Linked DNA regions of Homo sapiens: region 2 is linked to region 1. A link is a loop called in an ENCODE intact Hi-C map of the cell type or tissue named here. Cell type or tissue: ascending aorta. All regions are shown on one strand. Each heading gives the region's core, and the rest is flanking DNA. Links, peaks and the distances in the headings are about the cores only.

Region 1 (8,321 bases), core at 225-8,224:
CCCAGAAAGCCTAAGGCTGCCCTCCTTGAAGGGCGGGAGGAAGGTGGAAGAAAGCTGCACACCTCTTGGTGCAGCCTGTCTGGACAAGAGTCTTGGGAGGAACCCGATCACCTAGAGAGAGTAGCGGAAAACCCCTCCAGCCCCGCTCTGGTCCCTGCTTTCTTTTATGGGGTTTTCCACTGACATTGATATTTCCCCTCTGCTCTGTCTTTTTGTGTCTCTGGAAGGGAAAAAGGCTGGGAAAGGAGGCCCATCAATTCTCAGCCTTGGTAGCCCATACTCAGTGCTCCAGGCCACAGGCAGCGGGTCCAGCGTCCTCTCCCGTGCTGCCCGGACCAGCCGTCTCCCTGACCAGGTCTTGTCCTGGCTCAGATAGCGACGAGGATTAAAACGCAGTTCATCCAGTAACCAGATCTGGGTATTTGGGGGACCTTAGAGAACTCCCAATCTGCCGCCACGGATGCAGGCAAATCGGGCTGGGGCGGGGTGAGCGGCCGGCTGGGGCAAGCAGGGGGAGAAACAGATATTCACTGCATCCCTACCCCTTTTGGCTTGCCTTTTCCACAAGCTTCTCCAAGCACCCTGGCCAGCAGCTGCCCCAGATCACTGTCCAGAGGCCACCTTATTAACCACTCTGATCCCTTCATCGCTCCAGTGAGGCTTCCAGCGCCAGGGCCCTGACTACTCCGAACTGCTTGCAGCCCCACCATGCCCGTGAAAAGAATCCCGCAGAACTCAATTTCAAGACAACTGGTCTCCCTTGTAAAATAATTTCTAAGTTGGGAGAGTTTGCCAGGAGGTGTGGAGAGAAAGCAGAAGGGATTTAGTATTTCCCCAGTCCAGCTGCTTGGGCAACAAAAGCAATAAGGTCTGAGAAAGCCTTTATGGCATCCATTGGTTACTGGAACCCGCATACTCCGATTCCAGTGAGCACATATTTCCAGCAGAGCATGCACAGAGGGCCTGCTCAGTGCACCCGGTGCCTCCATGAGCCCACTCTCATCTAGTGAGGACTAACAAAATTTTGCATGAACATAAAATGGTGTTTGAGCGAATATAGGCATGGTAATATACAATTAACCACCAAGGAAATATGAGTCTGTATATATTCATGCATAAGCCTGAGTCTGTATATTTAAGCCTGTATATAATAAATATATAACACTCCCAAGCCTGGTTTCAGAACACAGCCAACCCAACAAGGTCGCCTTCTCCAAACAAGGTCGCATTCTGTCGGGATCACAACTGTCAGACCAGGGTGAGAAAGGGTTTGCTCTGCCCAATTCTCCTTAGCTAGGAACCAGCACATGAAATACAGCGGATGGCAGGGCTGACAAAGCCCCTTATAAGGGGGGCAGGCAAGCCTAAGGGTGCCCAAAGAGTGGGCTCAGAGGGGGAGGCTCCAAGGAATGTTGCCAGGCCCTGACCCACAGATTCAGTGTCTCTGCCCCGGGTGTGCAGAGTCCTTGAGCCAGATTCTATTCTCAGCCACCCTGGCTATTATTAGATAATCACAGAAGGGCTCTCCTGCAGGAAGGACCACGTCAGCAGGGAATGTGGCCTGCAAGGAGGCTTAGAGTTGCCACTGGTGGGTCCTCTTGTGCTTCTGTTTGAATGCCAGAGAGGGAGAGAAAGAAGGAGAAGGGAAAGAAAATCGAAAGTAACTGGGAAGCAGAGAGTTGGTGTTGGAGTCCACTGGGGTCCAGTTTATCCCCTGGCCAGAGTGGAAAATGAAAACAGAGCGCCGGTCGCTGCTGCTATGCCTTCTCTGCTTGCCTCTGTCTTGTAAGGATGGGTCTAGGGGTGAAGGGCATAGGATGGGGGTGGGGGAGCTGCAGGGCTGTAGCCAGGAAGGGACAGAAAATCAATTAAAATATTATATAAAGACACCTCAGGATGGTGCTGTTAAGCGGCCAACCTCGAACTCTAGCACCTCCAAATCTCGCTGTGGGTACACTCAGTGAGGTCGTTCTAGGATTAAGAGAAATACCTCAGCCTCGCCCAGGCCCGCCCCTCGGGTGGGAGGGGGCCCTTCTAATATTCTAGGTGAATCTCCACTGGCCTGAATGGCCTTCTCTGGAAAAGGTTTTCTTTCGGGGACGGACAAAGGACACTTGTGTTCCCCCCCATCAGCGGCCATCCACAGGGGCGGGGGCGGACAAAATGCAGGCGAAAGAGAGAAATAGAGGCCTCACCGGTCGGCGATTCCCACATTACTCCAGGAGAAAGGCTCCCTTTTTCGGGCCTCTCGGGCCCCTCTTGTGTCCCACCGCACTCCCTTTGCCCTTTTCAGGTCCCACAGACTCCGGGTTCCGGCCTGCCGCAGGCTGGATCCGCGGGGCATCAGCCACTGGGCCGTGCCTGAGCGGCGGGAGAGCGCGCGGCAGCCTGAGCAGGCGGCGGGCTGGGCCCATTTGGGGAGAGCCAAGCGCTTTTCTCGATCGTAAACAAGGAAAGCGAAATTAGCCCCTCGTCAGACGCCTCTGCCGACACACAAGTCCTACTGGGGGTGGGGGGGTGGGGGAGGGGGAGAGAAAATGCCATTTCTTCCCGCGGGAGAATACCTCAGAGGCCTTTATGATGGCTGCGAAAGGGGAATTTAGCGGGGGCAGAAAAGGAAGGGAAGGGGGTTGTGGGGGGAGGGGAGATAAAATTCACCGTCAGCTCTGGCCCAAACGGTTTGATCTGAATGCAAACTGTATTTTTAAAAATTTGATAAAAACAGGTTTCTTCCCCCATCCCCGCCCCCCCACAGGCGACGGGTCAGGGTTTAAACAGGAAATCGTGGAGCGATCCCCTCCCCCACTGGGACTTGGCGCAGAATCCCAGTCGCGCCTCTGGGAGAGGGTGGGGGTAGAGGGGGTGTCTTGGCTTAGATTAAGGTAAGTCTGGCCCCCAGGTTCTCTCGGACCTCGTCTGGAATATGTTCCCCCACGCCTCCGGGTGTGTCTGCCTGGGTGTGTAGGCGTTTGCGTGTGCGTCGCCGTTTATAAACAGAAATTCACACTTATGGGGCCGCCTCGGAGCCTCGGACCCAGGCCGGGGAGCAGGGCGGGGTCATATATCAAACTGCAACACATTCAGGGCCACGTACATTTGGAAGAAATTAAGCCACTGTGTTATGAAACCATATGCGTCGGGTTAAGACTATACAACAGGCCATTAGCACCAATTATTAGAGAGATCCCGAGTGCCCAGGACCCTCCCGCCGCCCCAGGCTGACGCCTCTACCCCATAAGCCAGCAGCCCCCGGAATCCTCACTGCCTCCACAGCACCTAGGAGACTCTACCAGGAGGACTGGGCCTGTCCCCGCCCAGCCTAGGGCCTTCCCCATTTCCACCTCCCCCCGAGGCGAGGCAGGTCCTAGCCCAGAGCAGCCATGCGTGGCGAGCGGGCATCCCGGTCCAGTGGGCATCCCGGCTGGGATGGCCGCGGCTGGGGGTGAGGGGCGCCGGACCCCGGAAGGGAAAGCCGGTAGGCCTCTTTTCTCTGAGCACAAGATGGCTTTTGAGTACAGCATCCCCCACCCCCACCCTACAACCTCCACCCTCCACCCAACGCAGGGCACCTCCCACCCTTCCATCCGCCCGAGTGGGGGCGGGAGCAGGGGGTGGGCAGACGCTCTCCTCTCGGCTGACGCGCACCAGCCACCAGCCTCCCCCCTAATTGCCAATTAACAGGCCCCGCCGGCCGCCTAGCTGCGCCGGCTTCCTGCTCGGCGGCCCGGCCCTGGGCCCACACTGCGCATGTGTGAGCTCTAGCAGTCGCGCTCTCTGGGAGGGAGGGGGCTGCCAGACAGGGAGGGGAAGCTGGAAAGTTTGTTTGGGGGTTGGGGGGCTAACTTTGCTTAGGGGGCAATGGGCACAGCCTCTAAGTTCTCTCTCCTGCCTGGAGCTTGAGCTTCCAGTTCCGCTCCGACCCAGTTCCATTAGCCAAGAGACCGAAGATCTATAATAAGCAGGTACTGACACAGTGGGCAGCAGAGAGCTGGCGCCCTAGACCGCCGGCTTGAGCCCCACAGGTGCTGTTCCCTTGCCTCCCCACCCCCAACTTGGCACACAGTGACATCAGGACAACACAATCGCCCCACTACCAGTTACCGGTATTCCAGTTTAACCCCGTTTCTCTCCCCCCGCCAATTTTCCTCCCCATAATTAACTACGCGCCCACCCTCTCGCCAGCCCCCTCTTCTCCCTAACCAAGAGAAGCCGCTGCTGTCCTATTCTTGAAACCGCCACGGACCATTAGTTACATATTTGAACCAATAAGGAAACACTTACCGAGCGCTGCTGTCACTCTCCCTCTCTCCCTCTCTGCCTCTCTCTCTCCCACTCTCTTTCTCGTCTTCCCTCATTCTGTGCCGCTGCCGAGCCTGTCTCAGCTCCACACACACACACATATACTTTATATAAATTCAAAAATAAAAATAATTATAATCATCCAAAAGCCAAACAAAATTAAGGAGAGTTGCAAGAAGGGGGCAGGAGGAAGAGCCTGGGAGAGAGGAGGGGCGGAGGCATCTGCAGCTCCCAAGCTCAACTCCTGCTCCTGCATTCCTCCTGCCCCTTGGGGGCCAGAGGGTCGGGAAGGAAGAGAGAGATGCCCTCAACTTCTGTCTCTCCCCTCCCATCCCCACCCTCCCCAGCTGCCCCCAGCTTCGGCAACTCCACCTGGGAGGAAAAAAAATTAAATGGGGGAAAAATAATTATTAATCAGATTAATTTAAAAAAAATACTGCTAATGAAGGGAGCGCCCAGGGCAGGTTTCCCTGGCAATGGTTAGGCTCTTACAGGGAGGACTGTTCTGCGGAGCGCTCGGAACGGACAAACCACAATAAAAAGTTCACGTTCATGGATGGAATCCACATGACTTCTTGTGGCCAATCCAACTTGTGAGTCGATCGTAAACTTTTATTACTCAGCTGTAAATTTTCTGCAAACAACCGGGAATGCGATGCATTTGTGTAGCGTGTGCAAATGGGCGCCGCGGTCGCCATGTTTACCCAATTCTCTCATAGAGGGAGCATCCCCGGACCCCCACCCCACCCCTACCCCCACCCACCGCCCACTCCCCACGGGCCAGGCTGCTGCAGGCGAGCGCAGAAAGAGCTGAGGGCGGACGCCCAGGCGAAAGAAAGCTTCAAGCACTGAGGGTCGGTTGCCTCTCCTGGCTTGCCGAGTTTTAAATATTGTCCTTAATAAATGGGGGCATTAAGGTTGGATCAGGCGGAATTCAAAGCTTTGCAAAGATTTGTGGCCTTGAGGCAGTGATGGCTGGTGAATTGCAGGGATTGAAAGGGTGCCTCCCTACCCCTACCTTTTTTTTTTTTTTTTTTTTTTAGTAAGAGAACAACATCCCCTCTATGCCGTACCCCTGAAAGCTCCTACTCCACCCTAGACAGGAACAGTAGTGGAAGACCACTGGCAGCCACCCAACCAAACCTGACCTGGAGTGGTCTGAAGAACCTAGGGGACTAGACCTACCCTGGGCAATCCTGCAGTGCAGCAGGAGAGGTGAGAATTGGGGTCAACTTCTAGGACCCTCAAAACGACCCACATCCCCGGGGTCCCTTTCTTAGAGAGAATGACATTTTCCCCCAAGACCATCCCTAGTTTCCCTTCCCAGTTCAAATGGTGGCTTATTTGAAATCTTTTTACAATTAAAAATAAAATTAAAGCCCAAGATCTTGGTCTCTACTTCCTTTTTGCGGGGAGGGGTGCAAGGCAGTAAGCCTTTTGGATCGTGTCAGATTGCCCATACCCACCTGCCTTTCTCAGAAAAATTTCCTGATTCAATGTCTGGGCAGCTGGGATGTACTACCGAGGCCTGAAAAAATAACCTTTTACTGCCCTGAATTCCACCTTCTGTGCTAAAATTTCGAGCAGCCTGTTTTTCCAGACCCCTAATTTTGAAGGTGAGTCCAGAATAAATTCCCCCATAGAGACTATTTGCCGGGGGAGGGGTTGCAGGCAGGTCACTCTCCCCACGGGCTCGAGATTTGAAGGCCGGCATCTCTCCACTTGGTCCCGCATCAAGCTGGCATGGGAATCTCAATGGTTGGGTGCCTCAACCCTGACCAAGAGGGGATACCTCATGCCTTCCCCAGACTTCCTCCATAGTAAGAAAAGCAGTTCCCTAGGCCGGATGCAGGGACCTCGTTTCTTTTCACAAACCCACCCATAAATTTTATAACAGGTAGTTAAAAATTACGACAAGGAAGCGCTGGCCCAGCTTTTCACAATGGGCAGCGGGGAGAATGGGACGGCGCTGCGGGCAGCTCACCGGAAATTTTACTTCTAGACTGTGGCACAACCTGTCCTGAATTCTCCCTAATTGGGCGGGGTAACTTTCCCAGCCAGCAGGCAGTCATTAGGGCATCTTATCTGGGGAAGATAAGACTGGGGAGACCAAACCACTCGCCTATCCAAGGGTCCCTCAAGGAGCCCTTCAGGACGCTCACTACCTCTCTCACCCACCCCCAGATCTCTTGCAGGTCCGCACCTTCCTTGGCTGATGCAATGAGGGAGTGGGGAGGAAAAAAAATTTAATCCAGAGAAACGAATTTGCCCCCCAACTTAATAGCTGCATTATTCCAGCTCTACGGTTGAGATTAGAATAATAAATTCAAGGAGCAATGAGCGAGATGCTTCAACTCAGCATTTTGAAAGATACTATTTTTCACAAATCACAAATGGCTTTCGGAAGCCACTTTGATTGGCTAATAAAAAAGTAAAGAATGGGAGAGAAAGTCCTATCTGCAGCAGCCGAATGGTCCCCATTCCGGTAATGGGACGGCGGGAGCATTTGGGAGGACGCGATTCTAAAGAGAGCGCATCCCGCTCACAATTACGTTCCCCCATAAAACGGGTTTTTACCTCCATTTCTTTCCAAACGAGAAAACAGAGGCGGTGGGCAGGAGGGGTGGGGGAGCGGGTACTGCATGAGGGGGTGGCTGGGGCTCCCTCGGCTTAGCCCTCTCCATGCCTGGCATCTCGAGTAAAGCCGGGCGCCAGACGCACCCCGCCCTCCGACGCGCCGGGCTTGGGGCCACGGACATTGCTGAACAGGACAAGGGATAAATGGCACATTTGGTGTGGGGAAAAGGCGGCGAGGCCCTTCGGAGCCATTTAATGCTGGGTTCATTCCGCTAGGCTACTGGGCCAGATATTTTTATTAATAGCAATCATAATTCCACGTTTAAAAACGAAACGGGACCTCAGCCATCCCTCGGAGTATGGAGGACACGCCTGTGGGAAGGCCTGAGGTCTGAGCGAAATGGCCTCTTTTCTGGCTTCCCTGGTGGGTAGCCGGTGTCTCCCACTGAGAACAGGTTACCTGGCTGGTGCCGCTGCTCACAGCAGGGACCCCAGGTTAGAGAAGATTTCCCGGAGCTCCTGCTCAAAGCTGCCCCAGCTGCCTGCAGCCTGTGCTTCCAATTCACAGCCTTTCTCGGACTGCAGGAGTCCCCCTGTGAAGGAAGCCCGACTCAATTCTCTACTCAGGCCCGATTTTCAGGCCCGGTTTGCGTGGGGACCAGTGACTGGGACCTGGGTGAAATTCCACAAAACAAGAGTTGGCCTGGGCCTAGGTCTGGGAAAATCATTGACCAGGAGCTAGACAGATGAGGGGTGGGGAGGACAGAGAGAGAGAGAGAGAGAGAGAGAGAGAGAGAGAGAGAGAGAGAGAGAGAAAGAAGAGAAGAGAAGAGAAGAGAAGAGAAGAGAAGAGAAGAGAAGAGAAGAGAAGAGAAAAAGAAAGAAAGAAAATCTGGCCTCAAAAATATTTCAGCCTTCGGGGGTCTGGTTTTTAAGACCAGAAGATCCCTCCCCTCCCTTTTCCCCTCTCCTGACTGAGTCAGAAGACTTGTATCTCTGGAATTTGGGATTATTTGACCAGAATCTTATTGGCATAAACAGAATTTTTAAGTCCAGGACTCTCCAGAGAGAAGTGAGAGACCCTTCTACCCCCTGGGTCCCTGAGCCTTCAATTCTTCATTTTGGGGAATGAAGATACCAATAAAGACGCCCTCTTACCCCGCTGTGACTGGGGTGGCAGGATGTCCACTCAGCAGGCCCATCCTCCAGGCCAATGGCCCACACTATGGGGGCTGGGTAAGCTGACCAATTGCCAAGGTGAAGTGGGGAGTGGACTTTAAACCGTCTGAACAGAAGTTGGAGTGGATGCAAGCGGGCTGAATGACAGTGATGACAATCTTCCTGTGCAGAGGATTGAATGTGAATTTCAGGATGTGGGCTCAGGCTGGTTGCCTACGAGCTCACTTACTTTCCCCTTCCTTTCTCCTCTCCTTCAGGCTTAAGCT
Region 2 (8,321 bases), core at 281-8,280, 110 kb before region 1:
TCAGCTCTGCCGGCTGAGCTTCCAGATCCTGCGAAGCAAGTCAGGTTCCTTCCTTCCCTGCCAGGCTGGAGTAAGGAGGCTGTTCTAGGCAGGCAGTCTGCAGCTGCTCACCAAGGTCTGGAACAAGCTGCCTTCCTTCTTTGCCGAGCAGATGTGGATGGCGGTGGGCCTGGCTAATCAGGGGTGTTCTGTGGAAAGATAGCCAAGAGCCAGAATTGCCAGCCTCTCCATTCCAAGGGATAGATGACCCCCAACTGCATCAGGAATAGGGAAATATGCTTTGTTTATTTAAGAGTTTGAGGCTCCGACCTGGCGCCATTGACCTCACTCTCACTCACCCTGGGAGAGTAACAGCCTTGAGGGCATCAGCAATTCCATTTTTGGGAGCAGGGACAGGCTGACTGTGGTTTGCAGATGGCTGGGAGTGGGGAAGAATTGTCTAGGGGTGAGCCAAGGGGATGTGAAGGTCATAATCATGATTAATACATAAAACTAATTGATTCATCCCACATCTGGTTAGCAAAGCTTACTCCCCATTTCCCCCCTCATCTTTTTTTTTCTTTTTTGAGACAGGGTGTTGCTCTGTCACCCAGGCTGGAGTGCAGTGGCACGATCTCAGCTTACTACAACCTACGTCTCCTGGGCTCAAGCCATCCTCCCACCTCAGCCTCCCAAGTAGCTGGGACTACAGGTGCACACCACCATGCCTGGGTAATTTTTGTATTTTTTGTAGAGATGGTTTTGCCATGTTTCCCAGGCTGGTCTTGAACTCCTGGGCTCAAGCATTGCTTCCGCCCTGGCCTCCCAAAGTGATGGGATTACAGGTGTGAGCCACCGCGCCCAGCTGCTCCCTCCCCATCTTCTAATCCTGCTATTTGCATCCAAATAGTGAACTCTTGAGGGCAGGGTACATGTTAACCAGCCTAAAGGGCTCAGAGCAGAGCCATCTGGAGTACAAAGATAGTACAAGATCCCCAACTTGGACTGGATGAAAAGGGAGACAGAGAAATCAGAAAGGTTGGAAGGAAGAGAGAGAGAAAGAGAAATAAAGGAAGGGAGAAGCTAGAGAAAAGAGGGGAGGAAAAGCTTAAAGAGCAATGCTAGGCAGTGCTGGTCAGAGGCCTCCCTGAGACAGCACTGCAAGGTTTACTGTGAACATGCCTTTCTAGCCAGTGGTTTGGGGGTGCCCCAGCCCATCCTCAAGGCATACACTGCCCTTGGAGGAACTGGCTGACCTCAGTGACCTGCCCCATCCCACTTTTGGGAGACAAAGGAATTGGCTCTAAGAAACCTTGTGAATCAACCAGAGCACATGAGCAGGGCATGGGGAGTGCAGGCCCAACAGGCTAAAGATACCTAGCAACCTCAAGTTGATCCTCTCTATAGCTAAATCTAAAGTCACCTTACCAATTAATCTCTTTGTGTGTGTGAATTCAGTGAACTCTACTGCAGACCTAAGGTCCACTTGCCCGGGTAGGGAATGTCTTCCTTCCCTTTCATGTATGAGATCCTTTCTCTGGCTTTTCCAGGATTTGCAAACCTCCTCCCAAGCTCTTTGCAGATGAATCCAACCCCTCCTGGCATGGAGAAACTCCTTGACCTGAAAGGTGGTTTTCTGGGGCAGGGTTGGAGATAAGGATAGCAAAGGAGGAAGATTTTTCTTCTCACCAATGGAAGAAAATGAAGATCTCACTCCCAGCCTCCCATCCTCCCAACCCCTACACCCTCACACTCCCCTCCCACCCTTGCAAAGTGGACTAGGTCTTATCTTCATCCCTGTCTCATTTGCACATACTCAGGCAGGCTAACCAAAACTACAGAAAAACCCTCCAGTGCAAAGGGCTCATTTAACAAATGATCACCGGGCACAGTGGCTTATGCCTGTAATCCCAGCACTTTGGGAGGCTGAGGTGGGCGGATCACTTGAGGTCAGGAGTTCGAGACCAGCCTGGCCAATATGGCGAAACCCCGTCTCCACTTAAAATACAAAAATTAGCTGGCCGTGGTGGCACATGCCTGTAATCCCAGCTACTCAGGAGGCTGAGGCATGAGAATGGCTTGAACCGGCGATGTAAAGGCTGCAGTGAGCTGAGATCGTGCCACTGCATTCCAGCCTGGGCGACAGGGTGAGACTCCATCTAAAAACGAACAAACAAACAAACCAAAAAAACCAACAAACAACAAACAACAACAACAACAACAACAAATGATCAAACAGGCCCAAGCTCACAGAACCAGAGCACCCCCGAGCCCGGAACAAAGCTGCCCGGTCTTCAGACAGCCTCTGCCAGTAGGGTGGGAATGGAGGCACTTGGGGCTGCGGGTGAGAGGATTGAGCCCGGGAGAGGGGCCGCCAGGGTGGGAATCCACAAACAATTCCTGCCTCACTGGCCTCTTGTACTTCATGCACGCCTTTTGGAACCAGATCTGGACCTGCATGTCATACAGCCTCAACGCCATGTGTCCAGCTTGGCGTGCTGTGTCGGGGGCAGGTAGGGCTGCAGGAAGAACTCCAGCTCGCTCAGCTGCTTCGAGAAGAGAAGCCCGTATGCAGGCAGCCAGCCCCTGCCTCTACCTCCCACGGTTCACAGGCAGCCATCACCCAGGTCTGGGCCCTAGAGACGGCGGAGTGGTGGCGGTCAGGGCCTCCGCAGCCCAAGGTGAGGCGGGGAGGGGCCCCAACTGGCCTTTCTGCTCACCCTCCATCTCCTCTTTCCTCCCTGTGCTCCTCAGGAACCGGGATCCCCTTTCTGTTAACCGTTAACCTTAGTTGAGTTCGTGTTTCTCTTTCTCTCTCTCTCTACCCGCCTTCCCCTCACTCCCCTTATTCCTTCTTTATCTCACTGTATCTTCATTTCTCATTTTTCCTTCCTTCTTTTGCTTCATTTCTGCCCTACCTTCACTTTCTCTTTTTCTTCCATTCCTTCCCCTGTCCTTGCTTCTTTCCCTTGTCCCTGTCTTTCCTCCTTTTCTACCTATCTTTCTGTCTCCCTTCCATTTATTTTTTCTCACTTTTACCTCCCTTTCTTTCCCTTCCTTTTTCTTTTACTCTCTAGCTCTCTCCTTTCATTTGCTTTCTGTTTCTCTCCCTATTTTTCTTTTCTTTTCCTTTCTGTCTTTATCTCTAATCTTTTTTCTTCTATTTTCTATTTTAACAGGCCCCAGACTATCTCTAATCTTAAAAACCCAAACAAACCTAGTCCTGCTTCTTCCTTCTGCTCTTTATCAATATTCCTTTCATGTTATCTCTATCCCAGCCACCCTTCCAGAATACCTTTCTGTCTCCAGCATTAGGGCCTTTTCACATCTTTTCCTCTCTCCCAGTTTTTTCTCTTTGCTGTTCTGAATTTTTCCAGTCCTTTATGCTGTTTCCCTAGGCCTTCTTCTTATCTTCCTTTGTTTCTAAATTCCCTCTCAGCAGTAGGCACAAGGCACAAAACTGGCCCCTCCCCAGTAGAGGTTTTTGTCCTGCGTAAGCCCAGCCATCCTTCATGCATTTCTTTCTCAACTCCTGTCAACTTGAGACTCAATCTCAAGGGCCCGGGAATAGAGCTGTTTCCCCCTACTTGAGAAGTCAGGGCTGGGTCCACAGCTCCCTATTACAGGCTTAGGGAAGCCTTGCCAAACTGCTGTCAGTCCATCAATCCTAAGAAGAAAGGGGAAGAGGAGCAAGGAAAGAGAAAAAGAGAGATAGTCCCATAGATCTGTGGGACTGGGTTGGGGGTGGGGGGGTGGGGCGAGGGGTAGTATTGGAGAGGCAGGAGCAAAAAGGACCACATTCATCAAAGGGGGAGTGGGGTAGGCAGAGGACCAGACATCTTCTCTCAGAGCACACAAAGCCCCAGCAGCCTGCAAGAAGACGCCCAAGCTGGCTCCCACGTTTGCTTTGGGACTGGGGATGGATGAGGCCTTCCATTCCAAATCCTCTGAACTGCAGAGGTGTGAAGGGCCACAAGATGTGAGGAAAGAAAAGGGTTTACATTCGTTTTGCGTATCAGTGGATTTCGTGTCTGCCCCTGGACATGTCCTTCTCAAAGGCCCTTTTTTTGGGAGACCAAGCCAAACTCCCTGTTGGCAGTGCCAGCGGAAGCCCTCCTAAACCTCTCAGCTAGGCCAGTCCAACTCCGTCCGGGGCTTGCCAATGAGCAGATGCCGAGCAGGTGCCAGGGCAGGTGCTGGGCCACAGCAGAAAAACTTCAGGAATAGTGAAAACAAAGGCCTGGGCAGATTTGTGGCTTCTGACCCGGCAGGGCCAAGTGGCCTCTGCAGGTGTCTACCCAGGAAGGGCCAGAACACCACATGTTCCACGTAGGAATTTTCTCTCCTAGGATCCAGATCGCTTCCTGGCCCTTTCCAAGGAGTCGGAAGGTGTCCTCTGCCACTTGCCTGGCTCCTCCAGCTGGGTGCTCCCCAGGAGGGGCCCAACCTAAAAACTAAAGGCACAGCGCAGACCCTTGCCGCTTGGCTGGACCTCCCCGCCCAGGAACACCCCGGGCTCCAGGGTACCCCCCAACACCTGCAGCGGCCTCTGCCCTTGTCCACTTCCCCAGGCCACCCCGCAGCTTCTACACCGGCCTGGGCCCGCCCTTCCCCCTTGTCCTGGGCCCCAAGTTCAGCTGTGACCTCTGAACCCACCCTCTGCTCTTGACTGCCCTTTGAAGAACCTCTCCATTCCTTCCTCCTGGGGCATCTCTTGGGTGGGGGAGGAAATCTCAGCCCTGGGAGGAGAGTAGGGGCCTTTTCCTTGCCCTCCTTTGGGAACTGGAGAAGAGCGGGAGATTGTGCTGGAGGCGGGAGGGGGCACTCGCTTGGCTCCATCTCAAGGAAATGGGTCTCTGACTCAAATTGGATTCAGAAAAAAAAAAAAAAGATTTTTGGGAGTTATTCCCTCTCTCAGATCACTCCTAACTTAGAATCAACGTAAGGGCCCAGGACAGCAGGGGACCGCTCTGGGCGGATCCCCCGCCCCGTCCCGGCAGAGTCGGCAACTCGGGCTGGCATTTCCTTCCCTTTCCGCGGGGCGTGTCTGGGGATCTCCAAGCGTCTCTAAGGGCCTGCTGGGGTGAGCGGGTTTGGGACGCGGCTGGGTTTTTCTAGGCTGGTAATCGGTCCCGACTGGGGAATAAGCACACACATCCTTCCTTCAGTACGGGAAGCGGAGCACCCTCTCTCCCACTTTAGCCCTCGAAACCCCAACTCCGCTCCCTTCTCCATCTCCCCTCAAAAAACTTTTCCGAAGTTCCCCCAAGTTGCGTTTGAGGAAAGAAGTCGTCTCCCTCAGACTCTGGGTTTCTCGGCCCCTAACCCTCCCCTCAATCCTCAGTTTCGGAAGCAACCCTCCCCCTCCCCTGCCAGCTACCACCTTAGTCCCTAAACTCGGGGAGGAAAGCTGCTCTGACCCCATGCATCTGACAGAAGCCCAACCCCAGCCCAAATTTCTCCCGGGGGAAGGCAGATTAATATGTCAGCCTGCAGGGGAAACAGGGGTAAGGGGAGGGAGAGACCGGGACGGGGAGAGACAGATTGTTCTCGGGCTGAATCGCACCCGTCCCGGGCCCAGCTTACCTGCTCCGGACAGGCTCATCTAGATTTCCATCCTGCCAAAAGTTTGTCCTTCTCTCAAACGATTCCGGGAGGAGCGCAAACTCGGCTCTTGGGGAGGGCAGGCGGGCCGGGTACCCTTGAAGGCGCAGGCGCCTGATACAGAGCAGGCCCCGGGGAAGCAGGACTCGGGGGCACGGTCGCCAAAGTGGGGACCCGAGCAGCGATCCGGAGGGAGAGCATTCAGGCGCCCGGGCTGGGGGCTACACTGCTGGCGCGGGATGGCCCAGGACAGAGTGGGCGCTATAGCGTGAGTGGCCATCAGGGCCGGGCGGGCCCGGGGAACTGGAGGGAGAGGTCCCTGGGTCCCTGGCGACGTCTCTCGCTTTCTCCAGTTTCTGCCGTGCTGGTGTGCCCCAGCCCACAACATTCCCTCGACCTCTTCTGGGGCGGCGCTCAGGGCCCCCACATGGCGAAAAGGGAGGGTGAAGGGATGAGGCGCCCCTCCCGCCTTAGCCCCTCCTCAGCCCCCACGCCACAGCCCCCCCTTTCTCCCCAGAGCCGAGGGACAGACAGAGAATTGCGACTAGAATTCGATCGATTGGTACGAGGGACCACGTGGCCAGGGGCTGGCCAATGACCAGGCCGCCCGGGATGAGCTAATAATGGAAGCAATTTGTAACTTTCAGTAGCTCTCTAGGCCTGGGTACCGGAGGGAGGGAGGCGGGCAGAGGAGGGGAGATGGGCACCCCCAGTCTTTCCATCCTCCTCATTCGTCTAGGGGCACCCGAATCCCCTATTCCTTATTTCCCCTATCACTCAGGCACTGGCAGGGTCCTTGGCCCACTCCTGTTGGCCGCCGCGGCTCCAAAGCGAGGTAAGCTGGTCCTCTACCCCTCAAACTCTTCACAACCCTCACCCCGTTTACTAGCACCTGCAAACCACAGCCTCCCTTCCTGTCCCATTCGTGAATTTAAATCGGATTTTGTTTTTCCTCTTAGTTGAAAGAAAAAAAATATGTTTGTATTCTTTTGTGTAACCTATCTTGGATTTGGAGAAAATTTTAATTCAAATTAATACACTTATATTGGGGGGGGTGAGTGGTACTTTCTTCCTTTTCAATAAATTTGTATACTTGCTACTTTATGGAGAGTTTACTTTTCTTTGGGGATGAGTTACACCTTATGTTTTCACATGTGTTACTTCTTTAATGATAAGTTCAACTCCTTTCTCCATTCCATCCTCCAATTTTGCTATTTATAAATATCACCTAATAGATTTAGAGTTTATTCATTTTTCTCCTCCCTCACTAGTTTTTCAGCTGTTACAGAATCACCACAATTTATTTTCCTCTGTGTGTGGATGAGGTTTTGCGTTGATTCCTCTTTTTGTTTTGTAAATGAATTTATTGTTTGGGAAACTCTTGGGGGGTGTGTGTGTGTAAAAAAGGTCTTTTGATTAATTCCAACCTCTCCTCTTCTGAAGAACAATTTGCTTGAAATGTTTTGTGTATTTTCCTCGTTTTTATTTGTTTAAATTTGAGGTATTTTACCTTCTTTAAAACCTGGCCTCTTTTTAAAATTTAACCTTTTGCATGTTAAACCATTTTTAAGGTTTTTATTTTATAAACTTCAATGGTTAGTAGATTTACTTGCCTTTCCCTGACCTCCTTCACGCGCCTGCCTCCTCCATCTCAGAACTCCCATCTCCAGCTTCCACAATTCTCAGCTTCCAACGGACTCATCCTCCCCTCTCCTCCCAGCCAAGGAGGGATGCCTGGGAAGTAGACAGTGTCCTTCTTGGGTCAGAACCTATGCTCTGGTTCTAGTTCAGGACACCTCCAGTCTGACCTCCAAGCCGGCAAAACGAGTGAGAGCAGAATTTCTGTTCAACTTTTTCATTTGGGACTAAGTTCTTTACACTTGGCTGTATTCTGGAGAACTCTGATACATGAAATTGAATTTTAAATTCTCATTTTTTCCCTAAATTCTAAGAAAAGTGCAGGCAGATTGTTTTTCTTCCTTAAATGTAAGCTGAACAGCTTAGGGGTCAGCCCCTTGGGTCTTTTACCTCCTGGGGGAGACTTCTCAGAGAGACACACAGTGTTGATTCTTCCTTTTAGTTTTGGTTAAGGTAGAAGGGGCAGGGATTGGGGAAGCCCATATTGATCTCTGGCTCTAGCTCTGAACAAAGAAGGGTAGAGAGCTGGCCTGGGGACTTGTCCCTTTTGTCAGTAAGGTTTGGCTTAGGAGAGAGTTTGAAGTAAATCCCAGCTCTGAGGAAATTCTTCTTTTTAGCATTACTGTGAAAATAAACTATTAAAATGGTGTGACATGGCTTCAAACTATTCAGATTCCTTGAAGTAACAAAAATAAAATTACAAGAGTAATTCGTGTTTCCCAAAGGTCCGCCTCCAGTGACTATCCATTTCTCTCAGGGAAACGGAACCCAACTGGGCAGAAGTAAAACTGCCCCCCTCCCCTTTCAGTTCCCCAGTCACATTGACATTCTGGGCACATTTGGCCCAGCCCCCGTCCCTGTTTCTCCCAAGTATGAATCTAAATTACTATTAATAAGGGGCCGCTCGAAGTTAATTGGCATTAAAAGAATTCATTTCGATTTGTTAATATTAAATGAATGCTCTGCACTTTAGCTCCCTTCTTCGCCCTGGATTCCCAGATGAGTGATGGGAAGAGGGGGCAGGGAAGTAGAATGAGGATTTTATTTCTGGGTCTCCAGCTTAGCCACTGTGGTGCCTCCCCTGGGGGTGTGCGATCAGG

Evidence for each region. Peaks named below come from ENCODE experiments on the same cell type or tissue, not always from the same donor. Only the 100,000 strongest peaks of a DNase experiment are listed, where the experiment ranks them.
Region 2: it touches region 1 in a loop (2.3-fold over the local background); 8 of 110 quality-filtered maps call a loop at or near these places.

Annotation. Positions count from the first base shown.
Region 1 is chr12:54,013,375-54,021,695 of GRCh38, reverse strand. It overlaps LOC124902939 (a long non-coding RNA gene), which reads left to right and starts at 3,949. Exons shown (of 2, transcript XR_007063323.1): 1 at 3,949-4,892; 2 at 5,343-5,683. It also overlaps a transcript of HOXC4 not described here, a transcript of HOXC5 not described here and a transcript of HOXC6 not described here. RefSeq lists enhancers at 35-3,242, 3,174-3,243 and silencers at 3,284-3,553, 3,624-3,793. In ascending aorta, for the core only: a CTCF peak has its summit at 3,939; DNase peaks (open chromatin) are centred at 1,495, 2,845, 3,665, 4,995 and 4 weaker places; H3K4me3 peaks cover 5,661 bases; H3K27ac peaks cover 4,900 bases.
Region 2 is chr12:54,123,857-54,132,177 of GRCh38, reverse strand. FAM242C (family with sequence similarity 242 member C) reads left to right here and starts at 5,783. Exons shown (of 3, transcript NR_170197.1): 1 at 5,783-5,851; 2 at 6,365-6,418. It overlaps LINC02381 (long intergenic non-protein coding RNA 2381), which reads right to left and starts at 6,107. Exons shown (of 2, transcript NR_026656.1): 1 at 5,566-6,107; 2 at 1-188. RefSeq lists enhancers at 4,464-5,099, 5,100-5,733. In ascending aorta, for the core only: no CTCF peak of the experiment used is centred there; DNase peaks (open chromatin) are centred at 4,631, 5,017, 6,037 and 8,032; H3K4me3 peaks cover 2,887 bases; H3K27ac peaks cover 5,472 bases.